Linked DNA regions of Homo sapiens: region 1 is linked to region 2. A link is a contact called in ENCODE Hi-C or POLR2A ChIA-PET data. All regions are on one chromosome and are shown on one strand. Each heading gives the region's core, a stretch centred on a gene start or an enhancer-like site at or near the end of the contact. The rest is flanking DNA. Distances are from core to core; before and after follow the strand shown.

The links. Hi-C counts contacts between places; a loop is a spot of excess contacts on that map. ChIA-PET counts read pairs that join two places held with the same protein, here RNA polymerase II (POLR2A). Pooled maps may share reads with other maps.
Region 1: a map of ascending aorta shows a loop between it and region 2 (5-fold over the local background). The contact joins two enhancer-like sites. A Hi-C loop is called at or near these places in 3 of 168 maps with a recorded cell type or tissue (Right ventricle myocardium inferior, ascending aorta and chondrocyte) and 3 of 50 pooled maps. POLR2A ChIA-PET finds 5 or more read pairs at or near these places in 1 of 52 experiments (OCI-LY7).

Annotation. Positions count from the first base shown.
Region 1 is chr11:103,772,054-103,775,561 of GRCh38, forward strand. No RefSeq gene overlaps it. Among named protein-coding and RNA genes, the nearest start is that of MIR4693, 76 kb to the right of the region's middle. Within about 2 kb of position 1,623, at least 2 of the 41 ENCODE cell types and tissues checked have a DNase peak (open chromatin) inside an H3K27ac peak, as active enhancers do; they include ascending aorta, where a contact is called at or near this core.
Region 2 is chr11:103,698,698-103,702,212 of GRCh38, forward strand. No RefSeq gene overlaps it. Among named protein-coding and RNA genes, the nearest start is that of MIR4693, 150 kb to the right of the region's middle. Within about 2 kb of position 1,999, at least 4 of the 41 ENCODE cell types and tissues checked have a DNase peak (open chromatin) inside an H3K27ac peak, as active enhancers do; they include ascending aorta, where a contact is called at or near this core.

The DNA of each region.
Region 1 (3,508 bases), core at 373-2,872, 73 kb after region 2:
AACACATATCTTTAAAATCACATATTACATAAACTAATATAAATATAAAAGTATACCTTTAAAATAAATTACATTAAATTTACCATTTTCTTCACTATGTCCATGTCTGTTTTTTAAATTTTACAGAATCAAAAAATTTAATGTATAGTAGCAATATTAATCATCATTACAGATTTGGCTTGAGAAGTATTTCTCAAAATCTGTAAAGACCTGAATGTAAAGTGAATTTTTTTATTTTTCTAAAATATGATTTGGGATAATAGCTAACTAAATGAACGAATGAATGAACCAATCAACCAATCAATCAATCAGTCCTTACCATGTTCAGACTCATGCAATGCTCATCCAGGAGAGTGGAAAAGCACTTACTGGCAGAGCAGAGGAGGAGGCCAGGTAGCAGAGAGCGCAAGCATTCCCCTTCAGATGTCAGAATACATAAAGGAGATAGAATGTTATCATTTCTATTCTATCTATTCATTTTCTTTACTTAAAAGATCAAGAAGCAGAGAGAGAGAAATGGGAGGTAGGGAGAGAATTTAAAAATACATTGGAAAGCCCAGGCGTGGTAACTCACGCCTGTAATCCCAGCACTTTCGGGAAGTCGAGGTGGATGGATCGCTTGAGTCCAGGAGTTTGAGACCTGCCGGGACAACATGATGAAACCCCATCTCTACAAAAAATACAAAAATTAGACAGGCACAGTGGCATGCGTCTGCAGTCCCAGCTACCTGGGAGGGTGTGGTGGGAGGATTGCTTGAGCCTGGGAGGTCACGGCTGCAGTAAGCCATATTCGTGCCACTGCACACCAGCCTGGGTGAAAAAGTGAGACCCTGTCTCAAAAAAAAAAATGCATTGGAAAACTTAAAAATGTACAAGGAAGTTGACATATATTTCCTTTAACTCTTTTCCCGTTTAGAAAAAAAGTGCAGCTCACTGCCGGCGCACACTTAATTTTACATGAACACGCTCGTTGAGGCTGAAGCAAATCTGACTGATTTTCAATGTGAAAATAAAATATTGTTCTTGGAGTTACTTTTAAACAGAACTAACATAAGAATCATCTGAATCATCAGAATCATCTATTTCAGAAAAATTGGATTCATCACATGAATCTTCAGCCAACAACTGTTCGAGAACAATGTTGACATCACATGTAGGAATGCTATGTTCTCCAGGATTTGACATTTTTAGTGATAGAGAACCACTATGTTTTGTAAGAGGAAGCACCCACTACTAAAAACAGAATGCTATAAATAGAAGGATGTCTTTTGTTTCCAAAGTCAATATACTAGAGGGATGAGAAAATAGTAACAAAAGCAAGATATTTTGTGGCAAAGTTATCTGGAAGCAAATGATGAAGCCTCAAGCACTGCCAGTGAGTATTCGCAGGGCAAGTGGGAAAGGGGTTTTAAGCCATTTTTCTATTTTTTCTCTTTTTTCCCTAAATCAACTTTGAATGCTACTTTTTAACTTAACATTTAAAAAATATGTTATTTTTAGTGGCTGCATAGTTTTTCATCTTATCATTTATTTATTTATTTATTTATTTATTAAAACAGAGTCTCATTCTGTCACCCAGGTTGGAGTGCAGCCGCCATCTCCGGTCACTGCAACCTCTGCCTCCCCGGTTCAAGTGGTTGGCCTGCCTCAGCCTCCGCAGTAGCTGGGATTCCAGGCACCGGCCACCACGCTCGACTGATTTTTTTATTTGTTTGTTTGTTTTTTGAGACAGAGTCTCGCTCTGTGACCCAGGCTGGAGAGCAGTGACGCGATCTCAGCTCACTGCAACCTCTGCCTCCTGGGTTCAAGCAGTTCTCCTGTCTCAGCCTGCGGAGTAGCTGGGACTACAGGGACCTGCCGCCACGCCTGGCTAATTTTTGTATTTTTAGTAGAGATAGGGTTTCACCACATTGGTCAGGCTGGCCTTGAACTCCTGACCTCAGGTTATCCACCCACCTCGGCTTCCCAAAGTGCTGGGGTTACAGGCGTGAGCCACCTCTCACTGACATTCGATAACATTCTATATCTTGTATGTATTCTGACATCTGAAAGGGAAAGGAAAGCTGTGAATAATGCTTCCAAGGACCGCTACTGTGTGGGACCCGTATATTTCCTTTACAGAGGTGCTGTGACAATGAAGAAATGTACATATATGCCTTTATGGTGTGATATGGTCCAGCTGTGTCTCCACTCAAATCTCATCTTGAATTGTAGCTCCCATAATTCCCACATGTGGGAGGGACCTGGTGGGAGATAATTGAATCATGGGGGTGGTTTTCCCCACACTGTTCTCCTGAATAAGTCTCATGAGATACAATGGTTTTATAAGGGGTTTCCCCTCTTGCTTGGCTCTTGTTCTGTCTTGCCTGCTGCCATGTAAGACATGCTTTTTGCCTTCTGCCATTATTGTGAGGCTTCCCCAGCCATGTGGAACTGTGAGCTCATTAAACCACTTTTTCTTTATAAATTACCCAGTCTGGGTCATGTCTTTATTAGCAGCGTGAGAACAAACTAATACATGGTGTCTGGCTCACAGTTGGTTCTCCATACTTGGTAGCTAGGATCACAGGAGGTTGTGTGGCAGACAGAAAAGAGTAGGCCCTTAAGGGGCCACCAGAGCTTGGCTCAAACCCAACGCTACTTCTGCTTGTCACATGATCTTGGTCAATTTAGTTAACTTCTCTGCTTTTTGTGAAAATTACATGGCACCTATGTAGAGTGGGCACTTAGTCAATGATAGCTATTATTATTGTCATTATTTTAAAAAATGATGACTATACTGATAATTATTTTAAAGTACAAACACCAAACATGGTTTCTGTTCTTGGGCAGAGTATGTGGGGGGGGACATGGGGAGGAAGAGGTACCAGGAGGAGATTGGTGAATAAACTTCAAATGCCCAGTTGTACCTTGTGTAGAAATAGGCCACAGAGGGAGAGAAGAAAACAAATACTTTCACTCCGCCATTTTTATCTGAGAAGATTGCAGTTATTCTTCAGAGAAGATAAAGAGCTGGGAGAATTTGAGTTGGGGGATAGGGCCCAAGATAGGGATGGAATAGGCCAGGAAACCAGAGTAACAGGCATGGAGGGTTAGAAGAGGGGAAGCAGAAATGTGCCCATTTTCCCTCTCTGTTCACCCAAGACCTGTGGTCTGTGGTCTCCTTCCTGATGAAACAATTGCCTTATTAATTTCCAGGTTCTGTTTGGTGGAGGCGGCAGCCAGCAATATTGGTTTGTTTTATATTTATAGACGTCATCAATCCTTTGATGCCTTTAATCTTTGCTGGGCAATGCAATTCTTTCTGTTATTTCTCATGAAAGGCTAAAAAAAAAGCTAACTAAATTATGCCAACCCCTATGTAGGAAAGAGGCTGACATTTTACAAGCAGCAATAATTTTACCACATTACTACTGGGCAATAATCCTTTTTAGGAGCGGATATTTATATTTGTCTAATCAGGGAGATGGTGTTACACTCCATTGACTGATATGTTAAAATTACCTAC
Region 2 (3,515 bases), core at 749-3,248:
CTTTTTCAAGATTTTTGGCTATCTTATGTCACTTGCACTTTCATATGAACTTTAGAGTCAGCTTGTAAATTTCTGCAAAGAAGTCATCTGGGATTTTAATAAATATTACATTGAATTTGAATCTGTACATTGATTTGGGGACTATTGTCATCTTAACAATATTATCTTCTAATCTATGAGCAGGAGATACACTTACATTTATTTAAGTAGTCTTTAATCATTCATAGTTTAATCACTCTTCTACTTCTTTTGATGCATTTATTATTTTCGATGCTACTGTAAGTAGATTTTCTTGATATTTCATTTTCAGAATGATCATTGCTATTGTACAGAAATCCCTGTATCCTGCAACTTTGCTGAACTTGATTACCAGCTTTCCTAATTTTTTTGTGGATTCATTAAGATTTTCTACAAATAAGATTATGGCAAATACAGATAGCTTTGCTTCTTCCTTTCTAATCTGAGTGCTTTTTTGTTGTGGTAAAAAACACATAACATGAGATCTACTCTCTTAACAAATTTTTAAGTGTACAATATACATTGTTAACCATAAACACAATGTTGTACAGCAGATGTCTGAGTCCAGCTAAATAATTGGTATTCCAGAATCCACCAGCAGGTCGCATAATGAAAATTCTCACGAATGAGGCTTTGAAGGTGCTCCAACCTCATTCTGCCCTCTCCACTGACTGCCAGGCTGCCGGTTTTCATCATGATTGTAGGATGTTGGCTTTTAAGCTCCCATGGAGCTGAGAGGGAAAGGTGGAAATATGTTGAGTTTAAATGCCACAAAGCATGCTGTTCTTATTAGTATTCTGCTCTATTTTTTCAATGAAATCTCTCTGGCTTGCAGAAAGCCTTTTGTTAATTTCCAGTGTAGATTCTTAGAATTTTTGTCATGTTTTTCCATTGCTTTTATGGAGGAGAAAAGTTTCAGAGGACCTCACTCGGCCTTTCCCTCCTTCTTTCCCTCCCTCCCTCCCTCCTTCCCTCCCTCCTTCCCTCCTTCCCTCCTTCCCTCCCTTCCCTCCTTCCCTCCCTTCCTTCCTTCCTTCCTTCCTTCCTTCCTTCCTTCCTTCCTTCCTTCCTTCCTTCCTTCTTTTTTTGGAGACAGAGTCTCCTTACGTTGCCCAGGCTGGCTTTGAACTGCTTGTGCTCCTGAGTAGCTGGGACTACAGGTATGTGCTATGGTACCCAGTTTTTCACTCTGCCATTTTTATTGATATCATCCCACTAGCTTAACTTCTTTGTAAATACTCATTCTGAGTTCCAAGTAACCATTTTACAAATGTACTTTTGGATATTTTTCTTTGTCTTTTGGAGAGGGCCTAAATTAATCTCTCTCTCACCACTTCCAATAATACAGAGCTAGGCCACAGTCACAGAAGTTACCCCCGCCCCACCCCACCCTATGCTATGTAATTTGAGAGATGTGACAGGTTCTGCCACCTTCAGATCTCTTTCATACCAGCTTACCTCCGTTGAACTTCCTCCCACTAGAATCACTAAATGGTGAAAGCACAAAGATCTGGGCACTATCTGGGCTCCAGTTAAACATTCATGATACCAAGAAGCATTGCTAAAAATACTCCTGCCTTATGAGATGATAGATGCAGGAGGGAATAACACATAGCATGTCCAAGCCTTGGGTAGCCCCAGTGGTGAGGAGACAGAATAGAGGTAGCAGGGTGAGATGGAAAAACAGTGTATTAGTCTTGCAATTAAAAAACCTAATCTCAAATCTACCCCACATGGCTTTGTAATCTTAATTAAATTGCATATCTAATTTAGTTTCAGTTTTTAATTGGTAAAATGAATAAAATAATTCTTACCATGTGGAGTTGTCATGAGGATGAAATACATAAAGTGTTGACTGGTATAATACCTGGCATAGAGGAGATGAATCTAGAGATGCAGATCTGATGAGTTAATAGGTGCATAGTGGGCAGACTGAGGACATGGACGCCTCTGTGACTAAGGAAAGACTGCAGTCCTGGAATGTGAGCTTTCTGTTGGCCAGAACTTTGCCTTCTAGTTCATGGCTGAATCACAGTGTCTAATGCAGGACTGTCACACACAGTAAATGCCTTATAAAATACTTGGCTATTCTTTTTGTTTCTTAAACCTCCAGAAAACAAGATTTCACAACCTCCATCAGTAATCATTTAGGCATTTAATAACCCTGCTGGGGAACATTTCTTGACAGCTTTCTAACTCCCTTTTGTTGCAGCTAGAAACCATTTCAGCTTAACTCAATTCTCAGTGCAGCATTTCAGCTCCTGTTGTACTTGAAAGTAGCACTTCTTCTGTCTTAGCTGTTGTTAATTTTGAGTCCCTTTAATAATTAATATCATATCTTACTCCAGCCAAGCTGAGAGACAGGCTCTTCTGCCTCTCCTCTGGCTTTTTAATTGGCACCTTGTGCACTGCAAACTACAGTGCAAATGAGTTAAATATCATTCTCTGGCTGACATTTTCTTGTTGTCAAAATTCAGCAAGCTCACCCTTAGGAATGTTCCAGTAAGAACTGCAGAAATGGCTCTGACTGAAGGGATGCAAATGTTTCCATGATTTTTTTTCCCCCAAATGTCTTTGCAATTGCACGTTCACATAGCTACCATGCAGACAAGGGTAGGAGACACTGATTTCCCAGTGAAAAGATTGAGGTTTATTATTTGATGTTGTAAATCGTTGAGATTGCACATTTACACATCAGGCCAAGTTCTTGGCTAGCCTTCTCAGAACTGTGGCAAATGATGATAAAAATTAAGTCTGCGAGGATCAGCAGAACATTTATTTAGTATTAACCTGAGTACCTGGTCCAGCCATGCCACCTCCTGGAAGCAGAGTTGGGTGAAGAATGAATGAATGCATTGAGGGAAATCGTAGCAATTGTATGTCAACAACGAAATGCCATAGATGTAACCAAGAAGAATGTAGAGTATTAGAAGTAGAGAAAAAAGGTTTGGAAGCAGAAACCTGAATGTGTGTGTGTGTGTGTGTGTGTGTGTGTGTGTGTGTGTGTGTACGTCTATCCATTACACAAAATTTCATCACCTGTATGCTGAGAGATCTAGGTGGCTGCTCAGAAGATGGTAAACGTTAAAGCTGAGTGCATACTTACATAAAATGTTTACAAATTTGTTTGAATGTAATCTCACCTTTAGTTTTAAAAAATCATAGTTTAGGTGATGGTCTTGATTAAACATGTGTTTTCAAAATAGAAAGATGTAGATTTTTTTCTTGTGGTCTGAGCTAAAAGTAAATAACAACTAGCCACTTAGGCTAATGATTCACATGTAACATAGGACCTGTCTTAAAGAAAGTATCTACAGAATACATATTTTTGATTAAACTGTATATTATGCAGCACATAAATTATTCCTGTGATGATTACCTATACAAAATTGAAAGGAATATGCTCCCACTGATGCCTCCTCCCCAAGAAAAGAACTGAATGAAATGTTTACCCTAAAATTGAAAGAAAAAATTAATTTTCCTATAGGTAAAATATT